2 separate regions of the Homo sapiens genome follow, and region 1 is linked to region 2. Evidence: chromatin loops called from intact Hi-C (ENCODE). Cell type or tissue: GM12878. All regions are shown on one strand. Links, peaks and the distances in the headings refer to the core of each region. The heading gives the core; the rest is flanking DNA. Region 1 has its middle 14 kb from the start of LINC02836. Region 2 holds the start of LOC105377923 (a long non-coding RNA gene).

Evidence for each region. Hi-C counts contacts between places; a loop is a spot of excess contacts. Peaks named below come from ENCODE experiments on the same cell type or tissue, not always from the same donor. Only the 100,000 strongest peaks of a DNase experiment are listed, where the experiment ranks them.
Region 1: a loop joins it to region 2, with 8 times the contacts of the local background. A loop is called at or near these places in 2 of 110 quality-filtered maps.

What each region holds. Positions count from the first base shown.
Region 1 is chr6:105,642,590-105,650,931 of GRCh38, forward strand. No RefSeq gene overlaps it. Among named protein-coding and RNA genes, the nearest start is that of LINC02836, 14 kb to the left of the region's middle. RefSeq lists enhancers at 1,415-1,654, 4,222-4,411. In GM12878, for the core only: a CTCF peak has its summit at 1,823; DNase peaks (open chromatin) are centred at 1,808 and 3,992; H3K4me3 peaks cover 279 bases; H3K27ac peaks cover 1,706 bases.
Region 2 is chr6:105,888,222-105,896,563 of GRCh38, forward strand. It overlaps LOC105377923 (a long non-coding RNA gene), which reads right to left and starts at 4,876. Exons shown (of 3, transcript XR_001744275.2): 1 at 4,805-4,876. In GM12878, for the core only: no CTCF peak of the experiment used is centred there; a DNase peak (open chromatin) is centred at 4,870.

The DNA of each region.
Region 1 (8,342 bases), core at 169-8,168, 250 kb before region 2:
TGACAGCATGACTTGAAATGCCTATTGAACTGAAAGGTAGTTAAAAGCTAAATGAAATGCTTAGATGCACAGTGGTTTCCCAGCACCATATATTTTACTCTAAAAACAGTAAGGCTAAAGTGCCAATTGTAAGAACCTAAGACTTTATTACCTTTTAAAACTTTCCTGCGTGGATGAGTGGATAATAAGGACTAATTTGCTGCATTTTTGTGGCCTGTTTCCACATGTTTGCATTTCCCAATGACGCTTTCTTTATGGAAAAGAGTGCTGGGCACAACACATTTTTTTCCATGCAGCGATCATATGTCTATGATTCATTTAATCCTTCAATACAGATACACAGTCAGTAGTGATGCAGACGGCTAACAGACATGCATATTTGCCAAGCCTTAAGTGTCCCAGCTTACAAAAGGAGTTTCTAATGTTGAGAACTTCAATTATGTCACTTAAACCCATCAATCTTTTTCCCTTGCCTCATGCTACAAATCTTTCAGATCTATTATTTTCATAACATCTGATGCCTGGAGTGACAAGTGCCCTCTGACATTTTAGTTTTCCATGGAGACTTAGAATGAGAAAATGGCGCCTCATTAAGTCTTTCTTATCAATTAAAAAGGAAACACCTTTTCCTGTTCCATCTTATGCAACAGCTAACTCAGGTATTAAGTAAGCTGCCAACATCTTTCTAGAACCCAGAGTAAGAATTCATAATCGACCCTGGTCTTTTAGGCCCAGGGAATAAATAGGAACAAGAAATTCCCATCCAAAGAACACCATGTTGACTTTAGCTATATCTTGTAAGATCTAGTCAATGTCCATCTGAAAGCTGTGAGATTAAGGAAAGGACTCCTATTTTATCAATCCAGGTCCAGACAAGAGACAAATTACACCAATGGAGATAATTTAATATAAACAATATAAAGAAGTACTTACTAGGTACTGAATGATTGAATATGCAAAAAGAGAACAATAAGTTATCATGGAAATAGGACACATTTACCACTTGCAGGGCTGGGGAACAAAGGGATGAGATGGGAACCATCAAAATAGATCCCAATGAATGCTACACTCAGATGTCTGAGGAGAGGGCACTGCTCTGAAGTTGCTGGTGCTTCAGACCTTGGGTAGGGGGGTAGACTCAGATCTCCCAGGGAGGTGGCAGCTGGCTGGTGCTGGTGTACCTAAGTAGGGAGTAGACTCAGATCCCCCAGGGGAAGTGGCAGCTGGTGGCCTGTGCTGATGTACCTAATGCCAGTGTGGGGCCACAGGGTTGGCCCAAACTTCCAAAAAGGTGATACTGCCAGCTAAGACAGTGCATCTGAGGGGTGTACCATGAGACTGGTTCTGCAACTATTGGAAAAATTGTAAACTGGGCTGGGCATGATGGCTTATGCATATAATCCCAGCACTTTGGGAGGCTAAGGCAAGTGGATCACCTGAGCCCGGGAGTTCGACACCAGCCTGGGCAGCACAGTGAAAACCCATCTCTACAAAAAAATACAAAAATTAGCTGGGTATGGTGCACACCTGTGGTCCTAGCTACTTGGAAGGCTGACGTGGGAGGATCACCTGAGCTGTGATCACACCACTGCACTCCAGCCTGAGCGACAGAATGAGATCCTGTGTCAAGAAAAAAAAAATGCAAACTAGTATAAACAGCTGTTACTGAAGTAAAATGCCACTGTTTGGGTGAAGAAGTGTTGCTGGGTGACACTGAAAGAAATAGGAAGCAAAACTGGAGTCAGAGGTAGCAGAGAGGAAAATAAACTTTCTCCTTTCCCAGACTTGCAGTCTTTCTCTAGCATCCCCTGTTGGCAGAGCCTAACAGGGAATTATCAGCAACACAGAAATAAATGTGTATTGCAGAGGTCCAGCATCACACAGCAGAGTGTAGGAGGATGGGCTTGATGCCGCGAGACAATAGCTTAATGATGGGCCCAACCCACTGACATGTAAAAAATATATTCACCAAGCATGAGGGAAAACCAAAAATTCTAAGTGGTATTCTTGTAACTGATCTTGCACTTGACTTTCTACTTCCTTTCCATTCACCCCCACGTCAGCTCCTCTGGCTAAGAATATTTGCTGTTGAAACTTGAGCAAGATTTTTCTAACTTTGATGCACTTTTACATCAGAACCAATATGGAATCAAGCAGAGAATGTCTTTTGTAAAGGTTATCTAGATGATGCCTACTTCAGAGAGTTGTTTACTACTCTGAGAAAGGATTTTTTTTTTTAAAGACTACTCTTACTTAAGGAGGAAGAGCAAATTCTACCTGGGAAATGATTTACCACAGAGGTCTTATTCATGAGCAGAGGCAGTAGTAAAACTGCACTCATCACGCCTTGGTCTTGAGAAATTCCTGGTCGGGGGGTGCTTCCTGAGTATGGGACAGAATCCATAATGCTCATAGTAGCCCCTTTCAAAACCTTTAGGCTTCACTATGGGCCTTCTTGACGGTTCTGAGTTGATGTAGATAATGAGAAATTGAGGTAATGAAAAATGTCCATTTGTTTTTTCTTTTAAACTGTCGAACCCAATCCATTATTGACACAAGTTTTTCTCCTGAAGTGTATAGAGATCTATACTCTATAGACAAATAGAAAAGTAGAACACTAGTTGGATTTTGCTGTGGACATGGACTTTGGTTGCTGAAACAAGTATCTGTTTTATGTAAAGAATGTTCCATCAGCAGCCACTTTTTTTAAAAAGAGCACTTGGCAAATCTCTGGAAGCCGGCTTATGTAACTAACTGCCTCTTATGGTAGTATGTGAAGGCAGCACAGAACATATTGTTTCCCACTGTTTCTCTTTGAGAAATTAGTTTGGTGCCTGGCAAGAGGAGAGATGTGCAAGGGCAATATTCCTAGAAATAACTACCTGTGTACTTGCTGGAATTCCACACTGGATGGAGGCTCCTTTGTGAAAGGCAGGTGTTGATTTCTAGGCTGAGAGAGTACTAGCAGGGAGCTCCTCAAAGGAACTTGGAAAGAATTACTTAGGTCTCATTTCACACCCTGCATCTGATTTTTTAACTAAGTCCCTAAGAGAAAAGTGGCTACAGGTGTTGTAAACGACCCTTCCTTCAGTAAACTGATTGAAACTGAACACTGATCACAATTTCTTTGCATGAGAAAGATAACTGGGCATGGAAAATTTTGATCTGAGAATATCTGAAAATTACATAAATAACATTAACAAGTGTTAGAGTGACAGAAACAATGAGGCCAGATTTGTTCTAACTTGAAAATGTAAGGGCTATTTAATGTATTTTAGGATGGAGGGAGTGCTAAGGATCGTTTATTTTTAGCTCCCATAAAAACTCAATTTCCTTCATAGTGGAATCAGTCCAAATTGAAGATTTGCTCTTGCACAGACACTGGACTCTCCCCAAAATTTTCAGATTAGCAGTCATACCCCAAAGAATAAACCTGGGCTAAAGCTGCAGGTTCTAGCACTGAGACAGAGATCATCTGCATTCCTGTTACCTAGTCAAGTGTCCTGGATAAATCACAAAAACATCGAAGTCTTAGGTCACGTCACCAAGTCTCACGTTCCAAGAACTGTCAAGAGATTGCTTATGTAGCCACAGGCCAGACAGACAGGGGCTTTGTGAGACTATCCCTCAGGGGTGCTGGGGGTGTTTGCATTGTTAGCCTGGAAAAAGCTAGCCAGACCAACATAGTCACAGCAATTGAAAATCCTGAAGGCCCATCTATGACCAAATGTATTAATAAATAAAAAGACCTATAAGAAACCTTCCCACCAGCATTAACCACACCAAAAGCAAGTCAAACCCAGGCTTCTCATAACTGGTTCTTGTTCCAACACAAGAGTGAGAAGAGCATCTTGCTGCGGCCAACGGTTACTATAGCTCTCCTTTTGTAGAAAGCCACCGTCTTCGAAGAGCTTACTAGGTGTCTCCACTAAAGAACAAAAAACATGGGTAAGACTGGTTTCCTCTCAAGTTATGACTCAGCTTTGATCACCACACTTCCACTTGAGCCTATTAACGTTCAGTGGACAGAATGTCACTCTTTTTCAATCAGCTGCTACAGCAAACAATAGCCTTGCTGCATTTCAGTCATATAGAAAGCCACAGAATATTTCCTTTTGACTCTCTTCTCTCCACATCAGACCCACAGTCAGGCTCATGCTGAGGTCTATCTTCTCACAATCTACTAGAAAGTGGCCTGCCTCTACATGCTTACCCTGCTAAAATGAGAAGCAAGAAATAAACAACTTCATGTTAATTATAAATAGGAGGCACTGGATATTAAACCTGCCCATAGAATAATGGAGAAGGAAAGCATTGCGCTCCCTTTCTCCTTGAGTCGGGAGCCATATCCCTTGCCAGAACAGTGAACTCTCACTGGGTAGCAGGAGAGGCCACTATGATAAGGACCCAAGCAGAAGCCTGGGGGTGGGGTTCTCACGACCACTCACAGACCCCTGAACCTGGGGGGAGTAGCAGAGAACAGCCAAGAGCGACATGGACTGTCTTGCATTTTCCTCATCTCTTTATTCTAGAAAAAAAAAGAGGAAGGAAGAAAAAATGAAAGAAAAATGCTATAATTTTCTTTTCTCCATCTTTCTTGGAGATCAGAAAACAGTAGGTTCTGAAGATCTCCTCTGTGCTCATGGGCACGTGAAAAATTTCATGATGCTTACTTGGCTTTGAGATTTTATTACCATTATTATTGTTATTTTATATTAATATAAAAATAATAAAGATGTATTGAGCTCCTTCTATGTGCCCAACACTATAAGCATAATAAATACTTTATCTCTTAATCCCCACAGCTCCCTATGAATTAGATACTATTGATACTAATATTATCCCAAATTAAAAATTAGGAGCCTGAGGCATGAAAACGTGAACTCATTGGAGATCACACCACTCACAAATGGCAGAGCCAGGGTGCAGCCCTAGGTCCAGTGTCCCCAGAGCCCATTCTGCCATTCACTTCAGGTCATTCTCTTCCCATTTAGAACACTGAACTTTTTATATCCTCAACAGACATAAATGCTCAGCTTCAAGAGCCAAACAAAAATAATTGTTACAAATTCCACTGTTTGTTTTCCCAGGGGGTGCATCTTAGAGTTATTAAATGTAATCCTCTGTTCCCCTTACTCCAGTAGTTTCTTTACCCCTTTGGGAGTGTCCTACCATTCTTCCCCATTTCTTCACATTCCCTCCTCCCCCCACCCTTACCCAGGCTGTCTGAATTCTATTCCGCCTTAAAGATGTAACTCAACTTCCACCTCTCCCAAAAAGGGCTTCTTCAACTCCTGTCACCTCCATCTCTGAATTTTTATAGCATTTAATGTTAATGCTATTTACTTGGCATTTGTGTTTTTTGTGTTTTACTTTTTACTGTTAGTTCTATTTGAGAATAATTCATCTTGAGGCAGAATTCATTCTATCCCATTTTTTCATTGAGATGAAACCCTTGAAGGCAAGGAACAAGTGTTCAAACATGTTTATGTATTCACACACTCCACGCTCAGCATCTTGGACATAACAGACACTCAATAAATCACCTTTGAGAGCTAGGTTAGAAAGCCTATTGAAGCCTGTGATTTGAAACAGGCTGGGCTGGTAGAGAAAAAAGCTAGCCTGTCTTCTTAGAGCTCTAGAAAGTACTGTGGAATACATTTAAGAGTCTACGGAGTCCCTTCACGGGCAGAAAAGAGTCCTCTGACTCCTCGATTCCTAACCTCCCATGTCCCAACTTATCTCAGTGTTCCCCTTAAACTCCTAAATTTTGAACCTAAAGTATGCAGAACATCAGATCCTGAAAAACAACGCCAACTTTTACTTGACGGTTTCACTTACCCTCACACCTGTGGTTTTGAAGGTGTCAAGTTTCCTCTGAAGTCTTTCTGTGAAGCTTTATCCCCCTCATTTTTCCACCCTGCCAGTCAACCCTGTCAACAGTGACAATCTCCTTGTCAAGCAGAAGCCACTCAAGCTATCAGTTTTCATTAGCCGTTTAGTTGGGATAATCCCTTTTTCCTACCAAACTGTTTCCTTCTAGGAACTGCTGATTCCTTTTATTTGGGGTTTTTCAGACTTCTCTAACTAAAGCCCCTCCACCCAGATGATTTCTCACTTTTCTGAAGATCTCCTTCAGCTAAAAAGATTTCCTATAACCTCATTTTCTATAGTTTGTATTATGAAAAAATGTGGTATATAACTTTTTTTTTCAAGCAACATATGGCAACTAAGAGTTTAGTATGCTCTAGAAAGGGGTATTTCCTCTGGGGAAATTTTTTATTATTTTTTGTTTTCAATATGACCTGCTTCTTTACCTCTTCCATTTCCTATTTAGAGCCCACCCATCCTTTGGTGACTTAAGTAAAAAACAAAACAAAACAAAACAAAAAACCTTTATCAACTTCAAAATTGTGTCATCTATTTTCATTCATATTGTTAAATTCACTAACCGAGAGGAAAGCTGTAAGATGGTAAATGTAACCATGCACAAGGTCCCCATTCATCAAGCTTGTGGAAGTGTTAATTTTGGAGACAAGTAAATAAGTAAATGTTCTAAACCTATTTTATCTCTTTCCTCCCATGACCATTTCTCCATTTTCTACCCATCAATTACTTGTCCTTATTGTCAATGTTTTAGAAAGTTTGAGTTTTAGGAAAGGCTAAGTAGCTCTTCAACTTCCTGTGAAGTTGAACTGTGGCCTGAGCTTAGCATCTCTCCAACACCTGCTCACACTTACCATCCACCGCCCATCCCTCCCTTCTTTTCTGTTCCTGTATACTACTATGTTCTGTGAATGAGATATCACTACAAACTTATGTCCACAGAAAGAGAAAGCATGAGGTAAGAAATAACAGAATGACTCCCTATAAGTGACTTAAGACATCTGATGAAGGTCTAAAAGCAGGTCCTTCTTCCCTCTCAGGCTAAGTCTTCACCTGGCCAAAATTCATGCAAAAGAAGCAGGTGACTAGAGTAGTGTGGACCAATGTATTTTTGTCAACCACTTTAAAGCAAACTGCTAGAAATATTGTCTTTCTTTCTTATCTTCTGATTTCCCTGAAAACAGCCAATAGCAAAGCAGAAGTTCTATCTTCCTTTCTAAAGGACAGAACAATCATTGCCCAAGAATCAGAAGATGCAGGTTCAAGTTCGACATCGACAAGATACCAGCCATATAGCCTGGGGCAAGTGATTTAGCCTCCCCAAATATCAGTTTCCTCAGACATAAAACACAGGTTTTCCTCCAAGAGAGATGTTGTGAGGATAGACTGAGTTAAGATAAAAACACTTTGTAAACTTTAAAGCTCTACATAAATATAACTCAACATCATATTACATTTCTATTTTTATTTTCCCATTAATAATTCTGGGTTTGCTGTCATTTCTCAAATCCACATTTTTTTTTTTTTTTTTGAGACAGAGTCTCACTCTGTTGCCCAGGCTGGAGTACAGTGGTGCGATCTTGGTTCACTGCAACCTCCTTCTCCCGGGTTCAAGTGATTCTCGTGCCTCAGCCTCCCAAGTAGCGGGGACTACAGGTATGTGCCACTACACCCAGCTAATTTTTTGTATTTTTAGTAGAGGCAGAGTTTCACCATGTTGGCTAGGCTGGTCTCAAATGCCTGACCTCAGGTGATCCACCCGCCTTGGCCTCTCAAAGTGCTGGGATTACAGGCATGAGCAATTGTACTCGGCCTCAAATCTGCTCTTTCAATATACCAATGATTCTTTCTGAAATATTGAAAAACTCCTTTTTTGTAGTTTAAACTACATTTCTAATCCTCTGCAAAATAAAATAAAACCAGCTATTTTTTGAACTACTTCTGAATAAATATTCAGAAGTTCTTCTCTTTCAATTTTTTTGAATAGTGAAGGAAATGGTTTTCTTTTGACAATTTTTAAAAGCATTCTAAGCCCACAAGAAAGAGATTGAGATCTCTTTAAATCTGACTCTGAGAACACAGAAGCTTTCAATAACAATCCAGATTACACTATTATAACATCAACATCTACCTTTCATCTGCAGATCTCAGGAAACATTATAAACACTGTCGCCTCAACCTTTGCATCAGTATTAATATACTCATTTTTAAAGCTGAAAAAAAATGATTTAGGGAGTTTGTAAAAGCCAAACATGAAATTCTACTCTTCTGTTTAAATGTGCAAAATAAATGGATAAATGACAATGTTTTGGCTAAAAAAGAGGCAGGGCCTTTAGCTTGAAGAAGCAAAATTGGAGGAGGCAGGACACTGTGACTGAACTCATTACTCTCATTTGATGACATCTGAAAAACATAACTTTTACAGTGCATTTTTCTCACCTCTACTATTGTACCAG
Region 2 (8,342 bases), core at 271-8,270:
GTAATCCTAGCTACTTGGCAGACTGAAGCATGAGAATCGCTTGCTTGAACCTGGGAGATGGAGGTTGCAGTGAGCCAAGATCATGCCACTGCACTCCAGCCTGGGCAACAAGAATGAAACTCCATCTCCAAAAGAACAAAAAAAGTGACACCCAACAGGCTGTGCATCTCACAAAACCAAATCATCTACCTTTGCTAAGCAAGGGTAAAGCAGGCCTGAGTGGGATAGAAGTTAATTCCTAAAAATAGTTATTGCTAAAGACACTACAAACTGTAAAGGGCCTGATTCTCAGATGCCAGGCAAGGAGTGAAACCTCAGCAAAATGCTTAGGTTTGTTCGGTTTTTATATTTTAATGATTCAAAAATTAGTAGCCGTATGTCAAGTTAGTTTACCTTCAAAAGCACCTAGGCTTTGTGTATATATGGTTTTGGCTTATGTGAGTATTTTTGGTTTTGTTTTTTGGTGGTGATTGTTGTTGTTGTTAGTATAAAGGAAAAATAGTTGGGGAAATATGTATTATATCTTATTAAACTGCGATTATGAGAAATATTCTGAGACTCCACTGACGTGGTTGCAGCTGGTTTCATTGAAGCCTAATTAAAATGCCAGTAATACACAATCCTGCCCCACTGAGCAGAAATCATGGCCAGTTTGCTGTACAATATTCATAACAACAATAGGCAGATCATTATCACAAATGTTTTGAGTGAAGCCCCCCAACCTCTATTTCAAGGTTTACAAAAACCTATAATTTTCCAGGCAGTGTTAACCACAGAGAAGCCAGGCTTAATTACAGAAGAAAAAAGAAATCAGCAAGTGAAAACATGGCTCAGACTGCTGGACTCCTCAATCATAGAAGCCAGGGGCACAAAGCTAGATATGGTTATGAGCCATGACCTCAAGGAGGCCACAGTCTCCTCAAAGGGGTTAAAGTGATAAAAATCTCGGACTTAAGTCTCAACTTGGGTTTCAGAATCACAAAAAGCTGATGGAGAAATAAATGATAAATGAACTCCAGACAAAAAGACAACATGAGTGGATGAACAGAAGGAAATGGGGAGAGGAAGTTGTACATAAATCCCTTTGCTGAAGTGCTAGAACTAGTTAAGTTAACGGAGATGATGCTACCATTCAACAATATATGGTGCCCCACTATACCTAGCATTATTTTAGTAGTAGCAATTAAAATGATGTTATGTCTGCCCTAACAGTAATAGTTAGCACATAAATATGCTAATTGAATGTTACACAATATTCTGTATACTTTACATATGTTAATTCATTTAATCCTCAAATAACCCCACAGAGTAAATGTCATTATTATCCCTACTTTACAGATGAAGGAATGAGAAGATAGTAATTCATCCAATATTATTCAGCTAGTAAGTGTTGGAGTCAGGATTTGAACCCAGGCAATCTGGCTTTAGAAAATGTGTTTTCAACCACTATGTTATTCCACTTTCTTATAAAAATAATTATACTTAAAAAAATACATAAACACTGTACTCTAGTTGCTAAATTTCTTGCTCATGGGGATACAGGTTAACAATTTTGAAATTGCTTTACAAATGTTGAACAAATAATAAAATGGATGATGGTCAGTGTTGGAGAGGGAGTAACAGATAAACAAGAAATGATGGCTAGTATAAACCTGGTGGAACTGAATTATAGTCAGAGATATCAGAATAAACTCAAATTTAGTTTAATATATATGTGTGTGTGCATGTGTGTGTATTCCTATATGGATGGATAGAGACACACAGATGGATAGAGTCAGAAGTAATTACAGATATAGGTATCTATGGCTATGTGCTCACAGATTTCCTAGCTCCGTTTGCTGACAGGGTCTGGAAGCAATGAGATCCCAGGAGCAATGAGCACACCTACCACCTAGATAGTGGCTTCTAAATACCATTTTACAATAAAGGGAACCAGAGTTCCTTGGAGAAATTGCTAATTGTAAGACTGGGGTAAGGAAAATATAAGATGTACCTGGAGCATCTTATAGTACCAGAAAATAAGGAAGTGCTTAAAAAACAAAAGGACAGGGGCTTGTCAAATGGACGCAGGAACCAGACTCTTTATAAAAACCCATCAAGAGCTTTCCATTACTCCTAGGATCAAGATGAGTCTCTAGAGCACTTCAAAAATTTAAAATCTCAAATGTAAACAAACAAATGAATAAATAAAAGCTAGCCTCCATATTTCATGAAAAGAATGAGTTTCTGAGACAGAAAAAGAGCTCCCAATGACCAAAGCTAGAACAACTTAAGCAACAAAATAATAATGAATTATTACTCAAAGTATAAAATAAACCTATGTACGTTTATACTGATATAAGTAAATAATTGAATAAATCAATAAATGTGGGAGAAGAGACAAATTTTCCTTGTGGAAGAGCTCTAAATAATGTGTGTAGACACTCCACCCCAGGAGGTGAAACTTACCCCTTTCCTCCTCCCTGCTTGGGGATGGGCTAAGTTTAGTGACTCACTTCCAAAGAATACAGTGGAGAAGTGGAAAGATAATGACCTTACAGTGGAGAAACCTGCCTGGCAAATGCTACCTTAAGCAAATTATGATGGTTAACATCCTCAGGGATAACATGTGGATATCATGTACCCTGTCACATGATCTGACAAAGACACTCCACCTGTATGATTTTCTTTGCCAAAACCCATAACCCCAGTCTAATCATGAGAAAACAGACAAAGACAGATTGGGGACATTTTATAGGATATCTAGCCAGTACTCTTCAAGACTGTCAAGGTCACAAAAAAACAAGGAAAGACTGAGAAACTGTCGCAGACCAGAGGAGACTGGAAGATATGATGACTAAGCACGACATGGCATCCAGGATCAGATCCTGGAGCAGAAAGAGGACATCAGTGAAAAAAAGCTGGTGAAAGCCAAATACAACCCGGAGTTTGGTTAATAGTAATGTACCTATATAAATTTCTTTGTTTTGACAAATTTACTGCAGCCATATAGGATTTTAACATTAGAAGAACTGGGTGATGGAAACTCTCTTGTGCTATCTCTGCAACTTTTTTGTAAATCCAAAATTATTCCAACCTAAAAAGTTTAAGAAATGACTATACTCTAAAATAGGCCATCCATGCAAAATAAAAGGGTAACTATATAGAATGCCAATGAAAGGAAACTAGAAATAAAAGCACAGCAATTTTTAGTTGTCTGCTGCCCAGAACTACTGATAAGACTGATGTTTCTTAATTCTTCACAAGGCACTTTGGGTGGAACGTTAAGCCCACATCCACAAATGCTTATTGGGTACATACCATGTGTAAGGCAGTGACCTAGACACTAGGGATGCACTGGAGAACAAGACGTGGCTCCTGCCTCCAAAGAACTTTCAGTCTGCTTGGAGAGGGAGGGAGAGAGAAAGAGAGAGAGGAGAGAGAGAGAGAGAGAGAGAGAGAGAGAGAGAGAGAGAGAGATCAACACAAAATAAAACACAGCATAAATGCTGCCCAGGAGGTAATTTCAAGACAGTAGATGCATACCCAGGAGGTACGTCTGACCAATCCAGTGTCAGGGCACCATGTAGGACAGAGCAGTCCTCTTGGAAAAATTCATGAGTGTTCTAATGTGCCTTATGACCATCACAAGGGCCCATGGTGATGGTTATAGACACCAACCTTCTTCTGACAGCATTAAGTGCATTTGGAAAATACAAATCTAATCATGTCACCTCTTTATAAAACCCAAGAGCTTTCCATGACTTCTAGAATCAAGACAAAACTCCTTACTCTATGTTATGGTTCATTCATGTGTCAACTTGGCTAGGCTACAGCACCCAGTTATGTAATTGAACACTAACCTACGTGTGGCTGTGAAGGTGTTTTACAGATGTGCTTAACATCTGCAGTCAGTTGACTTTAAATAACTAGAGTAACTTCAAGTAATAAGTTATCCACCTTGATAATGTGGTGGGCTTCATCCAATCAATGAAAGGCCTTAAGAGCAACAACTAAGATTCCCAGAGAAGAAGAAATTCTTCATCAAAAAAGAAGAAATTACACGTCAAGATTGCAGCACCAGCTCCTGCCCGAGTTTCTAGCCTGCTTGCCTGCCAGCCTGTCCTACAGACTTCACACTTGCCAGTTCTCTTAATTACATATTTATATGATATATAATACATATTATAGAGCTTATTGGTTCTGTATTTATATATAAATTGTTTATATACTATATATATTTGTATTAAGTATTATTAATAATATTACACACACATACACATATATATCCTACTGGTTCCATTTCCCTGGAGAGCTCTGACTGACACATCATGGTCTCCAGGCTTGGTGCAGTCCAGTTCTCACCCTTCCCACCAGCCACACCATCTACCCCAGTCCTCCTTGCTTTGTCTCTTCCACTCACACCAGCTTTTTCTCATTCTAAGTCCTTTCAACCCATCCTGTCCTCTCCTTTCACAAGCTGTTCTCTCTGCCTGGATCACTCTCCCTCCTTTCCTGATTAACACCTACTCATGCCTCAGCTCAACAATTGCTTCTTCAGGGATCCTCCCCCAGCCTCCCAGTGTCAACCCCACTTAGCACAAGATTTCAAAGCACCTCACACCACTCCTGCAGAGCTGGATAAGTTGCAGCTTCCGTCTTTCCTACATGTAAGTTCCATGAAGGCAGGAACCAGGTCTGGTTGGACTCATTATTTTCTAACTGCATTCCCCAGCACAGTGCTTGGGACATAAAAGGCTCTCAATGAGTATTTGTTCCACGAATGTCAACACAGATGTGATAAGAGCAGAAAACAGTCCCTCACCACAGGCACAGCCACTGAAGTTCTTGCCAGGTAGAATCCAGTGGCCCAGTCCTTTTGATGACTCATCAAGTTGAAACTCAAGGTCAGAAAAAAGGGGAACTCAGAGAGGCAGTCAAAGCAGACAGAGGGAGGGGGCTTTACTTGCCAGAGACAGAAATGTCTCTGCAGATGGGCTGGAGGCGGTCAGTGTGGCTACAGCCTCACATTGATACTGACTTCTCCAAAATACCACCTGCCTCTAAACTCAAACTGGCGTTTATGTAATGACATTTCCTACTTATTACCAGCTGCCAAATGTTGAAATTCCCAGAAGCACCTTTCTAAAGTCTTAAATATCAACTCTAGCCTATTAAAGAAGAGAAAAAGACAAAGATGTGTTATTACCAGGTTTCTTTTTATTTTTTTTTTTAAAAAAGGCTCAAAACTAAAAATTATCTAGCCCTGGCTGAATTGGGGTGAAGATAAGTGAGTGATTATTACATTTCTTCTTCAGGTTATTTTTACCCTGAGTTACCTGTGCTGAATAAGCTAGCAAAGTTCCCAAAACGCCAGGCCACTAGGTCAAGTTTCTAGAAGTAGTAGCTACAGCCAACTTCTCAATTCTTTTATGTGGTGATTTGAAGACACATCTTCCAATTCTTCAGCATTCTTCCTAGTGAGAAGTGAGGTCTACAGCCCTCCTTTTTAAATCCAGGCAGCTTGTGTCTCCCATGCATCTCATGAAATGCATTGGAAGAGCTGTATGTGACTTCCATGGCTTGCTCATGAATGACAGTGAAGTTCTGTCTTCTTCCCAGGAATAGTCGTGGTAGGAGCCCTGAGCCCTGGCAGATAGGTCTTACTCTCCTGAGGTTGCCTTGCTGGGAGGGAGCCAAGCCACGTGGAGAGACCACGTGAAAATGTTCCAGGTGGCAGTCCTCCTCTTCAAGTCCTTCTTGCCCAGGTGCCGTATGTACGTGAACAAGGTCTCAGATGATTCTAGACCCAGCTGTTGAGTCAACCTCAGCCTTGAGTCTTCTCAGCTGAGGCCTCAGCTGTGATGGAGGGGAGGCTCAAACAAGTCATTCCCACTGTGCCCTTTCGGAATTCTTAACCCAAACGGATACTAACATAGTTATTGCTCTACATAACTGTGTTTAGAGTGGTTTTTGTTAGGTAGCAGTAATAACCAGAACAATATAGAAAAATGGGAGTTATTTTGTAGATGTCAAAGCAAATGTCCAACTTTTCTCCATTAACAGCTTCTACCTACAGCAAATCTCTCAAATATAAACAAATAAAAGCCAGCCTCAATACTTTATGAGAAGAGTGAGTTCCAAGCAGCTACACCTACTGAGAGAGAAAAAGGAATTGCGTCTGGAGAAGAGAGAGCTCAATTGGTACTTGAATGAATAAAGGAATGACTCAAGGAGCTATGAAATGTTTAGGTAAGGATATAGCAGGAGGCAAAGGATCATTTTCTGAGACCAATAGCAACTTCAGCCCCCAGTTCAAAAAAATTCAGTCCTGCAGAAATCACAATAGCATATCCTTATGTTCTTATTCTGTCATATTTTATGCAACTTAACAACCAAACACACACAAAGAACATATATATGTAACTGACACAAAACTGAGCTGGATAACAAACATATTCAATGGCAGAAAGACTCAAAATTATTTCGACAAGCTGGAACAGGGTGGAAGAATAAAAGTGAGTAATCTTATCCCAGAAGAGTGACCTCAGACCAGAGAGCAGCTGAAATGATTGCACAAGGACATCAATGTCTTTTGGGAGAGGTATTAGACTCATCTTGAAGATAAGAAGCAGCTATGGAATATTTTAAAATAGAGAAGCATGATGATAAAATCAGTGTTTTAGAAGATTAACTTGACATCTCTTTGTGTAATGGATTCAAGGGAGAACAAATAGAAGGAATAAATGACACTTAGCACTTAGGAAATGTTTGCAATCCCACCACAATGAAAGTACATGGATCGGGGCTGGTCTGACCAGAATGGGAGTGAAAAAGAAGCAAAGATGATTGGTGGTGTGACCATGAAGACTCGGGCAGCAGGCTGGGTATCAAGAGTAAAGAAAAAGTCAAAGAAGACTCAGAAGCCTGAGTGAGAGGTCAGCAAGTTCATGGAAACAGAAAAAGATGGGGGAGGAAGTATGTTTGGAGACAAGGAAAACAAGCTCAGGAGAAATCTATGGACTTTGAGATAATGTTATCAAGATTTTTAGCTTATAAAAAAAGTTGATGGATAATTGGAGACATTGGATTAAGGTTTACAAGGGAAGATAGGCCTAGAGAAATGGATTTGGGAAACACATCAGCCTAGAGTTGATACCTAAAGCCATGAATAAATTCCCATATTTTTGCCATCTTAGACTCTTTGCTAGATCTTTAGCCTTCATGGCATATTATATTCAGGATGAAAATTTTTGAAAATATATGGCATTGTTTTCTTTCTTTCTTTTCTTTTTTTTTTTTTTTTTTTTTTTGAGACAGAGTCTTACTCCGTTGCCCAGACTGGAGTGCAGTGGTGCTATCTTGGCTCACTACAACCTCCGCCTCCCGGGTTCAAGTGATTCTCCTGCCTCTGCCTCCTGAGTAGCTGGGATTACAGGTGTGCATTATCATGCCTGGCTAATTTTTGTATTTTTGGTAGAGATGGGGTTTCACCATGTTGGTCAGGCTGGTCTCAAACTCCTGACCTCAAGTGATCCACCCACCTTGGCCTCCCACAGTGTTGGGATTACAGGTGTGAGCCACCAAGTCTGGCCTACCGCATCTTTTTCTTGTAGGGAGCTGCATAATTAGGTCTACCATGCAATAGCAATTTTATTGATAATTTTATAATTAAGAAACAAAATATGAATTGCCAAGATTACCTATATTCATTTTGGCTCTCAGTCTATTTTGAACTATTTCTCCTACTCCTACCTTCAACTGACAGGATTGGCCACAGAAATCATAGAACCATTTTGAATGCTTTTAAAGACTATCTGGGTGGGCCACCATTCATACTGCTCTCCACTTGAATGAATTGTCAGAACACCAAGAGCTTTTGCAGAGCCAGAAAGAACCAAAGAACGTGCAGCTGGAGGTATCAGCTGTGCATATCTAATTCTGGCCAAAACACCTCCCCAGAGTGTCCAGCTGGAGAGAGGGGAAGAAAAAAAGAAGAAAGACAGTAATTCAGTCAGGGACGTCAACAGCGGCTGAAGACGCGAGCTGGTTGCAGAGCACTGATACTGTTGGGTACAAAAAGAGGTGCTGCTGCCACCACAATATTTGGATAACCTGCAATTGCAAAGTACACATCTGTCTGTGACCATCTGTCTGAAAGTATGCTGGAGGTCAGAGGCTCGGTGAATACAGCAACCTGCAAGTGGAATGAGATAAGATAAAAAGAAGAGGGAAGTATGCAAGGAATCCCATTGGTTTCGCTTAAAAAGACACAGCAAGTTGAAAGAAAGTGTGGGATGGGATCTCCTTAAGTAAATTATGATTCAGCAAGTGCCGTTTTATCTGCCTAAGAAAGTAATTAC